Regions from separate parts of the Homo sapiens genome. Here region 1 is linked to region 2. Evidence: chromatin loops called from intact Hi-C (ENCODE). Cell type or tissue: sigmoid colon. All regions are shown on one strand. Each heading gives the region's core, and the rest is flanking DNA. Links, peaks and the distances in the headings are about the cores only.

Region 1 (7,934 bases), core at 1,431-5,430, 200 kb before region 2:
AGTTACATAGAAGCAATGAAAATAATGAGTAAATAGAAAATTACTGTCAAGTGAGTAAATGGTAAACTAATCCAAATATTGGAATAAAAACTAAGGCAGCCCTCCTTATTGGGAGAAACATACAGCATTTGTAAATTTTGGTGTGGTATAAAATAAATGTAAATGTGATCTTGCAGATTATCTGCAGCTGGCAGGAAGTAGCTATAGTGACCACAACAAAGTTCTAGCCCTGTGAGAAGTTAGATATGGAGATCTATATTTAATGAGCCTGGCAAAACAATAAAACCTTTATCTCAGTTGGACTAATTGGAAAGTAATAGTCATACCAATTGTGCAATTGTGCTCACAGTATAAAGCAAGGAATTCCAAATTTTGAGGACATTAAATAGTAAAGATGTCTTCCAACAAACTAGCTTGTTGATTCTTGGCAGATGCATTACATAAAACATATTACATAGTCTCCTAAGTGCATTGTGATCATTGGGGAACTCAGAAGAGAATGATTTTTCAAATATATTTACATTCTGAACATCAGCATAAAAAATTTATTAAAAGAATAAAGTGTTTTATAAAGTGATCCAAGCCCCAACTAACTTGTCCAGTCTCATTATTCTCACTTATTTCTTTCTTTCCTCATTTTCTCCATCCAAATCAATTATGTTTTAGTTGCATCCTATTCCATTCTGTGCATCCTACCATGGCACACAGTAAGTACACTGAAAACTGGCATGGTTAACTTACTTATTTCTGAGACCTTCTGCCTTCTCTGGGTCCAGTATTATTGTAGGGATGACACAGTAGGTGCTCAATAGTTATTGGTTAAATATATAGATCAGTTAATTAACCTACAAAAACAACAACAACAAAATTTAACCCCAAATCATCCCTTCATATATTCATTCATTGTATACTCTAAAATTTTACTGTGCTTTCTTGGGTTTTGAAACTAAAGGAGGAAGGAAGCCAACTGAAATGATACCTCTGTTTTATATGGAATTAAGTTCCAAATTGCTTAAACACAGATATTGTACTTGATCCTCACACCGGCCACAGAGGGGATTATCATCTTCTGTTTTAAAGATGTGGAAACTGTAAACCAGTGAGACCAAATGACTTGCCCAAGGTCACAGAACTGGAAAGTGCTAGCACTGGGACTTTTGCCAAGCTCTTTTGATTTTCTTCCAACATTCTTTCTATTATGTGTGGAAATGTGCCAACCTGAACTGAATACTGTGAGAGAGAATGCTTGTAGCTGGATAATTTGTATTTGTAATTTGAGATTTGCTTGTAGTTTAATAACATTGCATGATTGCTGGAGAGAAAGAACATGGTGAAGTAGGGAGTTCCTACAGGAGAAGGGCAGACTTAATAACTGTGATTCCAGGGGGCACAATGCTTATGCTGAAACTCTCATTTCCCTGGATGATGACATTAGAAGTGTATTCAGCTGAGAAAGTGATGGCCTTGGGAAACTTCTCTAAAGGGATACTTTGGGTTTTATTCACTTCGTCACATAATTAATACTTCATTCTGAAATCAAGTAGGAAGTTTTTGAAATCAAGTCTGAAGTTGCTGAAACTTTGCAAAGCGGTCGGATTAGTGTTAATTCTGTTTCTGTTTGGTACATTTTCTATTTATTTTCCCATTTTTACAGTTCCCAGAAGGACAATTTTCTCTGTGAACAGAAGATGTTTACAGAAAATCTTATTTTTAAAAAGTCACAGATGTAGTTATGTGCAAGTGAAAAATGTATCACACTATCATCTTTTGTCAACATGAAGACATAGGTCATTGTAAAAAAAAAATAGGCAGGAGAATAAGGAACAGGCAAACAGGACCTGGAAGTGATCATCATAAAACTGTGTGAACATTTTGAACAGATTTTAAAACAGTGATAAAACAATGTGACATACAGGAACTCAGCAAGGCTGAGACTAAGGATATCCATACTGTGTTTCCAAAACTGTCATTTTACTCTCTTCATGACTCAAAGTACTTTGTCTTCATAATCTGTATTATGGCATTGATCAGCAAATGGGAAGCCAACTGGGTGTGTGTACAAAATTGAGGCTAAGCTAATGTTGGAATAAGCTGAATTGGAAAATTTGTGTGTGACATGATTCTGTTGCTCTGGAATTACATAATGAAGACATCTGTTGCAAGACATGATCAATGCTTGGAACTCATCTACTTTGCTTTTCAGACTCCTGGAGTCACTCCGCTTCTAATTGCATCTAACAATGTGAAGTTGACAAGCTATGAGTTGTCATCCATGGAGAGAGGCCAGTGATCCTCCATAAAAAGGCAGGATATAATTGGAAAAGCCCAAGATCTGGGGACAGATAAACTGAGATTTAATTTCAGCTTGTTTCACTTATTGGTCCTTTCACCTCTGCTTAGTGACTAATTTTCTTGGAGACTTGGATTCCCCATCTGTAATAACAATAATATTAACAATGATCTTAATAATGGTGACAATGTTAATACTTAACATAATGTGAACACCTACTATGTGCTAGACATCGTTCTAATTTCTTGACATGTTTTCCAATTTAATTATACCATAACTCTTTGAGGCAAATACTATTGTTATCACATGGTACAGTTGAGGAAATGGATGCAGGTAGCTTAAATAGATCATCTGAGTCACATCAGTAGAAAGTGGTGGAGATAGGCTTCATACCCAAGTAATCACCCTCAAGTGTCTATGTGCTTAATTGGTACTCTATGGTGCCTTTTGTTAATACCTGTTTCTTTAACTGATAAATGAGTATAATAAAAACCCTGCCTCTTTTCTAAATATCAAATGACTCAATAACTGTAAAGTATTTAAAACAAGTCCTAGTGCATAGTAAGCTCTTATAAATGCTTTTAAATAAAATAAACAAAATAAATTTTTCCAATTACAGAGCTAGTAGTTGATGAAACACAATTTCTCACCCACTTAGTGTAAATCCAGAAACCTCACTCTCTACAACTACAACAATCTTTCTCCTGATGGTGCTTCTAATTAAAGCTGCCTTGCACAGATAAGTAAGATTATAATTCAATCTGCACTTGTTACATGAATAAACTTATCATATTGAATATCTGCTAGGGATAATGATTAGTCCTAAATTTTACCTCACTAAGATATCTGTGTAAAGCCTTGGAATCCACACTTCTTTCAGATCAGTGGTTCAGCAATCCTTCTTTAAGAATGCATGTTTTATTTTAACTTGTCTCTCCAGAAGCATGGGAAATTAAGTCTGCAGGCTAATAATCTACACTCCAGTGTGATCTGATAATGCATCACTGAGCTCTCACTGACTCTATCATCAGCAACACAAGAGCGAATTAACTTTTGAAATAACTACATCTCATTGTTGACACTCATTGAGCTAATTGTTAACTAATGCTTGTTATCAAGATTCAACCAAAGAAGCAGAACCAGTAGGAGATATATAGTATGATAATTGCAAGGAATTAGCTTACTTGATTATAGGAGCTGGCTAGGCAATTTCTAAATCCATAGGGTAAGTCTTCAAGAAGGGCAGATCTTCAAGAAGGGTAGTCTAGAACTGCCAGGTACTGGCTAAAGCTGTGGACCACATGTGGAATTTATTTTTCTCTCATGAAAAATAAATCAGCTTTCACCTGATTGAATCAGGCCCACAAAAATTATTTAGGATAATCTCCCTTACTTAAATTTAACTGATTATAAACTTAATTACATGATACGGTTAGGTTCTGTGTCCCCACCCAAATCTCATTTTGAATTGTAATCCTCATAATCCTCACGTGTTGAGAGCAGGAGCTGGTGGGAGGTGATTGGATCATGGGGATGGTTTCCTCCATGCTCTTCTTGTGATAGTGAGTGAGTTCCCACAAGATCTGATGGTTTACAAAGTCTTTGACAGTTCCTTCTACACACTCATTCTCTCTTATCTGTTACCATGTAAGACATGCCTCTTACCCTTTCACCATGATTGTAAGATTCCTGAGGCCTTTCCAGCCAGGCAGAACTGTGAGTCCATTATTGCTTTGTGAATTACCCAGTTTCAGTATTTCCTTATAGCACTGTGAGGACAGACTAATACATCACTTGTACAAAATACCTTCCAAGCAACATATGGATTAGTGTTTAACTAAATAATTGAGGACTATACCCCAGCCACACTGACACACCTCAAAGACCATCAAATCATGTCATTAATTTTTAACAAGAAATGCTAATAACTTTTTTTCCATCTTGGACTTGTTTTATGAGCTCTTTAAATCAATCAAGAACTATTTTGTAGAGTCTTACATAGAGGCAGATCCAAGTTTCTCATAAGCTTATATGATTTTACAGCCAAGTTTCTCATAAGCTTATAGGATTTTACAGAGTCTTCTTGACAAAGACAAATACATAATTACAAATACACAATTAGGTAATAGGTTTCACAAAGAACTAATTTAATTGAGATGCCCAAATATTTATGGTACATTAACTTTACACTATATTTGTCCCTACCTTATATTTATCATACAATATATTATAATAAAATTACCTCATGCTGTTAAGACTTTTTAGCATCTTGGTTCTATAACTCGTCATTTTTGCTATTCTCTTAGTTTTATATTATCTGAAAATTTGCTAATAATTTACACCATCTTTACCCAAATCCATGAAAAAATTATTAGGACCAAGCTAAGAGAAGGATTCTAGAGGAAAGTACTAAAATCCTTCTCAAAAGACCCAAAATAGCACTCTTTGAATGTGATTATGCAAACACTTGTAAATTCATTAGATTTTACTAAAATTCTGCAAATATTTCACCACTTTTTATGTGTGTTTCTATTTTATAAATATTTTAAACTCTGATTTGTTGTAGTGAAATTCATTGTGGATACTTATGCTCTGCTAGAGTTATATCGAAAAGCTAATTTACTCTCAAATTCCTTTTATTTAGGTATTTCTCCCTCAGTTCCAAGAAATAGAGCATAGGTATTAAGGTGGCAAATGCTGAAGTAAATTCATGTACATTTAGAACCCATGTCCACCACTTTCTAGTGATTTGACTTTGACTTACATATAAGTTTTTAAGTTCTCATCTTTAAAGATCAGCAAGAACACATATCTAATAAGAAGGCTTAGAATATTAAATATGAGCTATATGTGAAGGTATTAGCCTATCACATATTAGGCAGTTATTCAATAACTATTAGCTATCATTACTATATTGATGCTGATAGTTATATTACTATTTTATATATAATTAAAATGTATATGTTAGAAATGTTAGAAAGAAAAATGCAAGAATTTATAGTAAAAAGAGAATTTTCCCCTCTTGAGAGATTATAGAAATGTGAAAATTACACATCAAAGAAATAGCATTTAAACTAAATATTTAAGGTACCACATTGATATTTAAGAATATTTGTCTTATCAATAATAAAATGGATTACATAGGGGGCAATCTGATGGCAGCAAATGCAGTTTGAAAGCTGTTGAAAAGGTCCAAGAAAAATATTAGGCTTATACCAGGAAACAAAGATGGTATGGCATACACAATGCCTCGCCGAACTATAGTTAAACTAGTTAAAATGGTGTCCTAGAAAGCCAACCTATTTTAAAAAATTCACACACATTTGTCTAAAAATGTTTGTTTTAGTATCAATATGCTAATTATTTTAATATACATAATTAATGCTTTCAATAAACATCTTTGGAATCCTTCCTGGGAACCAAAACATCAAACAAACTAATCTGTATTTTGCAGAATGTACTTTTTCCACATCATATGCATTAAATTGTAGGATAATTATAAAATATCTAAAACATAATGAATACATAAGTTGGGGAAAGTGATATGGAACACTCTGAAAGTTTCGTCTTTTACACTTAATTGCTAAAATTAAAATATCAGTCAGTGGCAAAGTGTGTATTTTGGAGGGGAGTCACATTTTCACTAAATTCTGTGCTGATCACCCTTTTGTATATGAGACCTACTTTGTCTAGAATCACATTATTATGTACACTAAAATTTCCTTTGTTTAAAATTCTATGAAATATATCCTGTAAATGTTTGAAGGGTAAGTATAAATCAAAATGTTAGAATTTTCTAGTTGGAACAGTCTAACATTGATGCAAAGTATTGGAGTAATTCACAAAATGATACTTTCCAGTTAATGAGTTTTATATTATTCTTACAGAAAACAAAGTTAATTGTTTTTCACCAATCCTTCAAAAACAACAACATCAAGAGGAATCAAAGCCATCTTTCTTTTATGAATTTGAGGAGACAGCCTTGTAGTGGTATAGAATGATAATTGATAGACTGACAGGAAATACATAATTTGTATGTTGAAGAATGGAGAATTGTCATAGCCTCAGGTATATAACCCAACAAAATAATGCAAAACAAAAGAAATACACAAACACCTTCCTGCTAGTTAAAAGACTGCAGTTGAACAAAAATCCTTTCATCTGAGCCTTTAAGTGTAAAGGACTATGTCCTCATGCATAACTTTTTCCTTTTGGGAAAAGTTAAAGGTCAAGTAAGATGATGTCTTATGTAGCTCAAGGACAGGATTTGTTTTGCTTGTTCTGTTTGTTTGCATTTACAGAAATCACACACACACACACACACACACACACACACACTCATAAATGTTGCTATTGGCTTCTAAATAATTGCAACTTTAAATATCTAACTTTCTGCAAGAAGCTGATGACAGTCACTCATAATACATAAAGTGCTTTAAAATTTTTGAGATATATTTAGACACATTAAATTAGGCTGAAATGAACATTATGGACAGTTCTTTATCAGCTAAAAGGCCAGAAATGAGAAGCTTAAGGAGGATATGTAGAAAGGAGGCCATCTTTTGTGGAAATAATTTTTGTTTGACAATCCATTTATTATTTATTCCAAGCAGATAAGAAAGTGCTTAAAATTTAACATTGCTAATGCTTTATCCAGTGGAAAAAGCACTAGATCCTAATTTAATGAGTACATTGGGGTGAAGAGTGAAGTTCTTTCTCAAACTATACTTGGTCTCCTGTTGTGGGAAGTCAGGGACCCCAATTGGAGGGACCGGCTGGAGCCGAGGCAGAAGAATATAAATTGTGAAGACTTCAGGGACATTTATCAGTTCCCAGAATTAATACTTCTATAATTTCTTATGCCTGTCTTTACTGCAATCTCTGAACATAAATTGTGAAGATTTCATGGACATTTATCACTTCCCCAATCAATACTCTTATAATTTCTTATGCCTGTCTTTACTTTAATCTCTTAATCCTGTTATCTTCATAAGCTGAGAATGTATGTCACCTCAGGACCACTATTGCACAAATTGATTGTAGAACATGTGTGTTTGAACAATATGAAATCTGTTGTAAAACGTGTGTTTGAACAATATGAAATCAGTGCATCCTGAAAAAGAACAGAATAGCAGCGTTTTTTGGGGAACAAGGGAAGATAACCATAAGGTCTTACTGCCTGCATGGTTGGGAAGTATAGAGCCACAGTTTTCTTCTTGCAGAAAGCCAGTACGAGAAATTTCACTGAATTCTTTTCCCAACAAGGAATAACCCTGGGGAAGGAATGCATTCCTGGGTGTAGGTCTATAGACGGCTGCTCTGGGAGTGTCTGTCTTATGCGGTTGAGACAAGGACTGAAAAACACCCTGGTCTCCTGCAGTACCCTCAGGCTTACTAGGATTGGGATATTCCAGCCTGGTAAATTCTAGTCAGACTGGTTGTCTGCCCTCGAACCCTGTTTCCTGTTAAGATGTTTATCAAGACAATGCATGCACAGCGGGACATAGACCCTCATCAGTAATTGTAATTTTGCCTTTGCCTTGTGATCTTTATGGGCCTTTGAAGCATGTGATCCTTGTGACCTACTCCCTGTTTGTACACCCCCTACCCTTTTAAAATCCCTAATAAAAACTTGCTGGTTTTG
Region 2 (7,934 bases), core at 2,077-6,076:
TATATACCTTAAGTTAAAGTATTTTATTGCTAAAAAGTACTAACAATCATCAGAACCTTCAATGAGCTGTGATCTTTCTGCTATTTGAGGGTCTTGCCTTGATGTTAATGGCTGCTGACTGAGCAGGAAGGTGGTTGTTGAAGCTTGGGGTGACTGTGGTATTTTTGTAAATGAAAGAACAATGAAGTTTGCTGCATGGATTGGCTCTTTCTTTCACGTGAGATTTCTCTGAAGCATGCAATACTATTTGATAGTATTTTACCCAAGGTAGAACTTCTTTTAAAATTGCAGTATATCGTCTCAAACACTGCCACTTCCTTATCAACTAAGTGTATGTAATATTCTAAATCCTGTGTGATCGTTTCAACATTGTTCATAATGTCTTCACCAAGAGTAGATTTCTTCTCAAGAAACCACCCTCTTTGCTCATCCATAAGACGCAACTCCTCATTTGTTCAAGTTTAGTCCCAAGATTGTAGCAATTGAGTCACAGCTTCAGGCTCCACTTCTAGTATTTTTACTCTTTGTTTTGTTTGTTTGTTTGTTTGTTTGTTTGGAGACAGAGTCTCACTCTGTCTCCCAGGCTGGAGTGAAGTGGCGTGATCTCGGCTTACTGCAACCGCCTCCAGGGTTCAAGAGGTTGTCCTGCCTCAGCCTCTAGAGTAGTTGGGACTACAGGCAAGTTCCACCATGCCCAGCTGATTTTTGTATTTTTAGTAGAGACAGGGTTTCACCATATTGGCCAGGATGGTCTCGATCTCTTGACCTCATAATCCACCCACCTCAGCCTCCCAAAGTGCTGGATTTACAGGTGTAAGCCACCACACCCAGCTATGCTCTTAGTATTTCTAACACATCACACTTACTTCCTCCACTATAGTCCTACAGCCTTCAAAGTCATCCCTGAGGGTTAGACTCAACATCGTTCAAACTCCTGTTACTGTTGGTATTTTGACCTCCTTTCATGAATCATGAATGTTCTTAATGGCATTTAGAATGGTGAATATTTTCCAGAGGGTTTCAATGTATTTTGCCCAGACCCACCAGAGTAATCCCTATTCACGGCTGCCATAGGCTTACAAAACATACTTCTTCAATAATCCTAGAAAGGCAAAATTGCTCCTCTAACTGTGGGCTGCAGAATGGATGTTAACAGGCATGAAAACAAGATTAATATCTTTGTACATCCCCATCGGAGCAATTGGATGACCAGGTGCATTGTCAATGAGCAGTAATATTTTGAGAAAGGAACTTTTTTTTTTTCTGAGCAGTAGATGTCAACAGTGGGCTTAAAATATTCAGTAAACCATGCTGTAAATGGATGTGCTGTCATCCAGGCTTTCTTATTCTATTTATGAAGCACAGAGAGAATTGATTTAGCATAGTTCTTAAGGGCCCCAAGATTTGTGGAATAGTCAATGAGCTTTGGTTTGAACTTGAAGTCACCAACTGTGTTAGCCCCAACAAGTTCAAGCTGTCCTTTGAAGCTTTGAAGCAAGCCACTGACTTCTCTATAGATATGAAAGTCTGAGATGGCATCTTTTTCCAATACTTCAAATATAAGGCTGTTTCATCTTCATTGAAAACCTGTTTAGTGTGGCCACTTTCATCAATTTCCTTAGTTAGATTTTCTGGATAACTTGCTGAGCTTCTACATCAGCACTTGCTGCTTCACCCTGCAGTTATAAGCTCTGGAGATGGCTTTATTCCCGAAACCTCATGAACCAATCTTTTGTTAGCTTCAAACTTTTCTTCTGTAGCTTTCTCACCAGGCTTTGCTCTGGATTAGGCTATAGCTTAAGGGAATTTTGTGGCTGGTTTGATCTTCTATCCAGACCACTCAAACTTTCCCCATATCAGCAATAAGGCTGTTTATTTTTCTTATCACTTATGTGTTCACTGGAGTAGCATTTTAAATTTTCTTCAAGAACTTTCCCTTTGCATTCACAACTTGGCTAAATGGTGCAAGAGGCCTTGCTTTCGAACTATCTCGGCTTTCAACACATCCTTCTCACTAAGCTTAATCATTACTGGATTTTTATTTAAGATGAGATACATGTGACTCTTTCACTTGAAAACTTAAAGGACATTATAGGTTATTAATTGGGCTAATTTCAATATTGTTGTGTCTCAGGAATTAGGGAGGCCTAAGAAGGGAAAGAGAGATCAGTGAACATCCTGTAGATGGAGCAGTCAGAATATACATAATTATTGACTAAATTTGCTGTCTTGTATGGATGTGGTTTGTGGTGTCCCAAAACAAATACAGTAATAACATCAAAAACCACTGATCGCAAATCACCATAACAAATATAATAATAATACAAAAGTTTGAAATGTTGCAGAAATTAACAAAATGACATACACAGACACATAGTAGGCACATGCTATTGGAAAAATGGCACTGACAGACTTGCTGTTCACAGAGTTGCCACAAAGCTTCAATCTGAAAATAAAACAAAACAAACAAACAAACAAAACACTGTATCTATGAGGTGAACTAAAGCAAAGCACAGTAAAACAAAATATGACTGTGTTCTTCTATTTGTCAACATACATCAGAAATAGCAGTGAAGTTTGAATATCTAGCTGAACAAGAGATTTAATCTGTGCATGGACCTCTCGGCAATGACTGATCTAAAGCTAGTGCTGGCTTGGGTGATATACTGTGAAAACAACAATGAGAATTCATGGAATTACAGATGAATATTATTCAATGATTTCTTTTTCTCTCTCAAAGTGCTTCCAGGATAAAAAGACACACTAGAAAAGGCAGATGTAATTAAAGGTAATGAGAGATCAAACTTTAATTGAACTATAAAAAAACACCACCTCTTCTACTTGATAATTACACTAACACCACCAGGATCAGCTCCACCATTTTTATTTCCCTTGAACCTTTATTATCACATTATTGGCATGTATATCCTACAATTAAAACATCTTGAATTTATAAAAATGTTAGTTATCAAAGAAATTAAAAAGAAATAAGATGCAGTGATGTGCAGTGGCATAACATCAGCCCATGAACTCATTGCCCCAAATGGTAATGCTCTAAAGTAATGTGAGGTTCCTTAATATATGCTAATTAATGAAGGGAATTCAGTTTAAAAAATCATATACATACGCTCTCCACTCTTCTCTACTGTGAAATATTTTTCTGCTCTCTTTAGTGCATTGAAATTGCACTAGTTTCTTTCTACTTAAAGAATATCTGATAGTTTGTATACATATTAATTTGATTACTTGCAGGTTGATTAGTGAGCACTTTTGGGGAAGGCATGTTGATTCCAATTTTGATTAAAAATAAGCAGAGAACATCTGAAGTTTGATTTGGGCAAATGAACCAATGTCTGGTGTAATAAGTGGAAGAATGGCTCTTAGCTAAAGACACTTGAGAGTTATCACAGAAGATTGGGAATAAAAGGTACTTAAAAGTTTGAAGCACTATATAATACTTCATGAAATAATCACTCTTTAGGAAATAAACAATGATGACACAATAACACAATGATTTTGGAATAATTAAAGAAAAATTTCAATTCATTTTAAAATTCTTACTGCAGAAAAACTCTCATTACCTACTCAGAACTTTTTAGAAACTGATTTGTGGCTTTTTTTTTTCTCAATTTTTTGAGTCCTCTTGGGATTTTGATGCTATTTTTGAGGGAAAATGGTCTCAATTTTACTCAGCTGGGCATGTTTCTAACATGTGTTTCACTGATTGTAGAATTATTTATTAGCCTTCTTAAGATAACATAAGTTTAAAAATGCTGTAAGCCTCCATTTTTTTTCCTTTAATGAACTCAGGTCTACGAAAACTGTCTGGTTAGTTTAAGAGAACCTTAAATTTGGTGGAGGGATGAACAGTGGAATGATTGGAAGTAATAAAGAGTTTCTAAAAGTGGAAACAGGAAACAAATCAATGATGAAATATAATTTTGCTTTCATGAAGGCCTAAAGAATAATGGGCTTTATAAGGAATGATAAAATTAAATTTTAGAAGCAAGGAATGCAGAGGTCTATAGAGGAAGACTTATTCTTTCTGTTAAGACTAAAAATGATAGCTCTACTTAAATCTCTTTTGGCACTAGAAAAATCTTGTGAAATTGAGTTTCATATTCCATTGACATGTCAAGGTATCTTATTCACCCGAGAAACAGTTTCACTTAAATATATGACTTGTTCTGCACCATCACAGGACTTAATTTAAGCATAGCACTTCTACTATCGAGGAGGATCATGCTTGTATCAGCTCCATCAGGGTTACAAGGCAAGTGGAGAATTGAGGCCATCAATTTTAAGGCCATAGAGTTGAAAAGTCTAGTCTTTAGTAAGTGACTTAAAACGTCTTGTGTGGGCTGTATTTATTGGTTTGATGCCACAGCATAATGAAATTTATGAAACAATTATTTTATGTCTGAATTCATGACTAAATTGCTAAACTTAACTTGCCATCCATTTACAGAAAGAACTCATATGAGAGTTCAGTTTTAGAAAAGACACAGGTCATTTAAAAATACAACTAAAGGTCACTATTTCTAAGATCTCTTCTATAATAGGGGTGAGGACAGTCCATGTTTAAAGTAGTAACAGTAGTAAACTGAATATATAGATGAACTTTTAAAATACAGAGAAGGAAAAAGGAAGTCTCACGGACAATAATGTTTTACTTTCAAAACTAAGCTAGCTTTTTATTAAAATATCATATGAAATTAAAGAAAATTTAAGAACCCCAATCACCAATATTGAACCACAGTTATCCTCAGAAAAGGTAGCACAAATATATTCTCAGAAGACATTTTTATTATAAGTGGATTAACTTACTTGGTTTTGTCTCTATCTCAAATACGTAGGTGAGAAAACACAGGTAATTATACTTTGACAATTACAGTAGCCACAAAAAGTTAGTGTTTTCTTCAATTTATGGTACTGAAGAGTATCTAGAAGGTAATATGGTTAATCAGTAAGATGGAAAAACCATTAATAGACCTTCTGTTGTAAGAAACATTATATGGGGCTAATACCTTTGTAATTAAAATGTGAAGCAATCCATTTTCATGTCAGTTACCCTTGATTGCCAGGTTGGCCTATAAATCTATATTGCTTGGAGTGCTGTCTTTTCATTACTTAATAGTTTGCATTCAGTGGAGGAGGATATCCACCCTGAAAAAGAAGTAATATTCTTTCTTCAAGGACATTAATTTTCTTTATTCAAAAACTATTAGTCAGCTATTTATTTTGTCAACAAATATTCTAGGCTTTTGCAGTAAGCACGGTTTCACAAATGCCTTTCCCTATGGTAAAATGTTATTTATACAGCTTACTTTCCATTCGATATATGGGTATTTTTATTTTTCTTCTAGAGCTTTTGTAGTGAGGAACATTGGAACTTTACCCTAGCTAATTTGCACTCTTGATCATGACTATTAAGTTAGTGGTTGTGAACTTACTTGTTTTCACTCCAGGATATCTTTTAACGACCAACTAACAATGTTGACACAGAAAAAGCAATGAGCAAATAGGCACTATTTTTTCCCTTAAATCTGGCTAAAGTTTAAACCAGCATTTTTTGAGACACTGAGCTATGTATTAGTCAGCATATTCCACTCATGCTTTTCAACGTAGGATAACAGGTTCAACAAAAAGAAATCTGAAAATCCTGTCAGTAGTCTTCTCTAACCATCACGGTAGGGCATCTTTCATAGTCAATACCATTGCCTCAGACTAGCCACTTGCTTGAGGGTGATAAGGTATAACTGTGATAGTTCTGATAAGGTTTGTGCACTCAAATATTTTAAACACTACTAGAGTAAATGTAGACTCTTTGTCCAAACCATTAATTGCTAGCTAGCCATGTGTTGCAGATAACTGCAACACAGCTGTTAAGAGTTGAAGTGTGAGCTAGAGTTAGACACATTTTCTACTACTTTGAGGCAAAATCTATTATAATCAATATATACTTTCTCTGGGTTGGTGCAACTCTATCAAGATGGAATCCTGACCAATACTTTTTGGTCAATTTTCATTACAAATTAGGATATTTTGTTTGGTGATTTTGCCCATGTTGAAAATAGATATTTTTAAGTATTTAAATTTGAGTATAAGCTAAATTCTTTTTATTTTTTCATCACGTTATATACCAACTGAGACCCTATTTCACAGGTACTTACTCTGGGATCCATTTTAATAAAGCAGTTTCCATTTGGAGTATTGTCAATCACTATATCACAGGACAGGGATATTTTAAACCAAGATTTGGCATTTAAAAATAATATTCTACTTGGCACTGACATACACCAAACTAAGTCTCATGGCCGTGATACATTACAGCAGAGTGGGAATATGTGATCTTTTCACAGGCAGGAGTACCACAAAAAAGACACCAAAATAATATGATGCATAATATTTGTATCTACTTTGGTAGTAACATTTTAGGAAATAAATATTATGATGTCATATAATACATTATAGCCAATCTTTTATCTGCTAGTCTTGAGACATCAGTGGTGATAAAGAGTAGTTTATATTTATTTTAAAATGGTAATACAGCTATAGAATTTTTAAAAAGCTTGATTATTTATCCATCATCTTGGAAAATACATTAAATACAGTTAACTATATCATAGAATATTATAGTGATGATTATCTTTATAAAGGTGGAAAAAGTACTCTGTATAAATGTAGTAGCAACAGAAAGGTCTGAAAATCTTGTGTTGTCATTGAAATGACTAAATTATAGACCATGTACCTTATCTTCAGTGAGTTAAATTCCAGAAGCATTGATGTGATGGCTCAACTTGTGACACAAGATAATACATTTTCACATTTTTAAATTCAGAAACTCATACATCCTATGTAGATCTGTCTGAAGTCATTCTGATGGTCACTCATCTGTATATTACGTGATCCTGACTCTCTGGAATTTGTACTATACTTTAAAGCCCTAGTATTGAGGAGCAGGAGAAGGAGGAGGAGGAGGAGGAAGAAGAACAGAAGGAGGAAGAGGAGGAGAAGGAGGAGGAGGCGGAGGAGGAGGAGACATATATCAAAGAATTCCAAACTCAAGTATATTCTATGGAAAGAACTTTAATAAGTGATGGTAATAATTCATTACTAGCCTAATGCTGTGTTTCCAGTGACAAAAAGAAAAATGACACTCTCTGAGCAAGCATAGGGCTTTCTTAAGTGGATGGCATCTTTGTGCATCCTTCCTTCCAGGTAGGTGTAGCCTTGCACCATGTCATACGGCTTGAACCAATCTCAGTTTCCTTTACCTCCTCAGCTAGACAACCTCAAACAATGCAAAAACTATTCAAGCAAATGTGAGAGCCCTAGTTATTGAGTATTTATGGTAGCTTAATTAAAGATATGTCTTTATACACTTAGCAAAACCAAGTTTCACAAAGATTTTGCTCCAGAAATAAGTAATTGCTCAAGTGTTCATTTCACATTGTATTTCCACTCTCCATGATTATCTTGCCTCTAGCTGAGCCTCTGACTTAATCTCCTTCACTTCTAATCCCACTCAAAAGTTACACATCACTAATACTGGCTCTACTTATACTTCCTAATCATAACTCTGCTTCACATGTCCATGCATTTGCACTTTGACAGCTTCCCATTTCACATTCCACCTGCTATAGCTTCTGAAAACCCAGCACAAACGTTTATGTTTTCTATGGAAGTCATGAAAATACAACATAGAGACTTTCTGCTGCAGAAAAAATAGTTGATTCATAGCCCTGTTTCTGTTCTCTGAATCTACCAGTGTTTATGCCAAGATCATGCTTCTCTTGAGATGATCCAAGCATTGATACAACGGCAGATCTATTCCTGCAAAATATGTCTTCTCTGACCACTGACTTTGGTTCAAGGACATTCTATTGATGTGAGCAAGTCTTTCTTAGAGATGTGCTACAGTCTGAGACTGT

The links. Hi-C counts contacts between places; a loop is a spot of excess contacts. Peaks named below come from ENCODE experiments on the same cell type or tissue, not always from the same donor. Only the 100,000 strongest peaks of a DNase experiment are listed, where the experiment ranks them.
Region 1: a loop joins it to region 2, with 8 times the contacts of the local background. A loop is called at or near these places in 2 of 110 quality-filtered maps.

The regions. Positions count from the first base shown.
Region 1 is chr5:104,539,447-104,547,380 of GRCh38, forward strand. No RefSeq gene overlaps it. Among named protein-coding and RNA genes, the nearest start is that of NIHCOLE, 460 kb to the left of the region's middle. In sigmoid colon, for the core only: no CTCF peak of the experiment used is centred there; no DNase peak of the experiment used is centred there.
Region 2 is chr5:104,734,470-104,742,403 of GRCh38, forward strand. All of the region lies in intron 2 of LOC105379109 (a long non-coding RNA gene), which reads right to left. Among named protein-coding and RNA genes, the nearest start is that of NIHCOLE, 660 kb to the left of the region's middle. In sigmoid colon, for the core only: no CTCF peak of the experiment used is centred there; no DNase peak of the experiment used is centred there.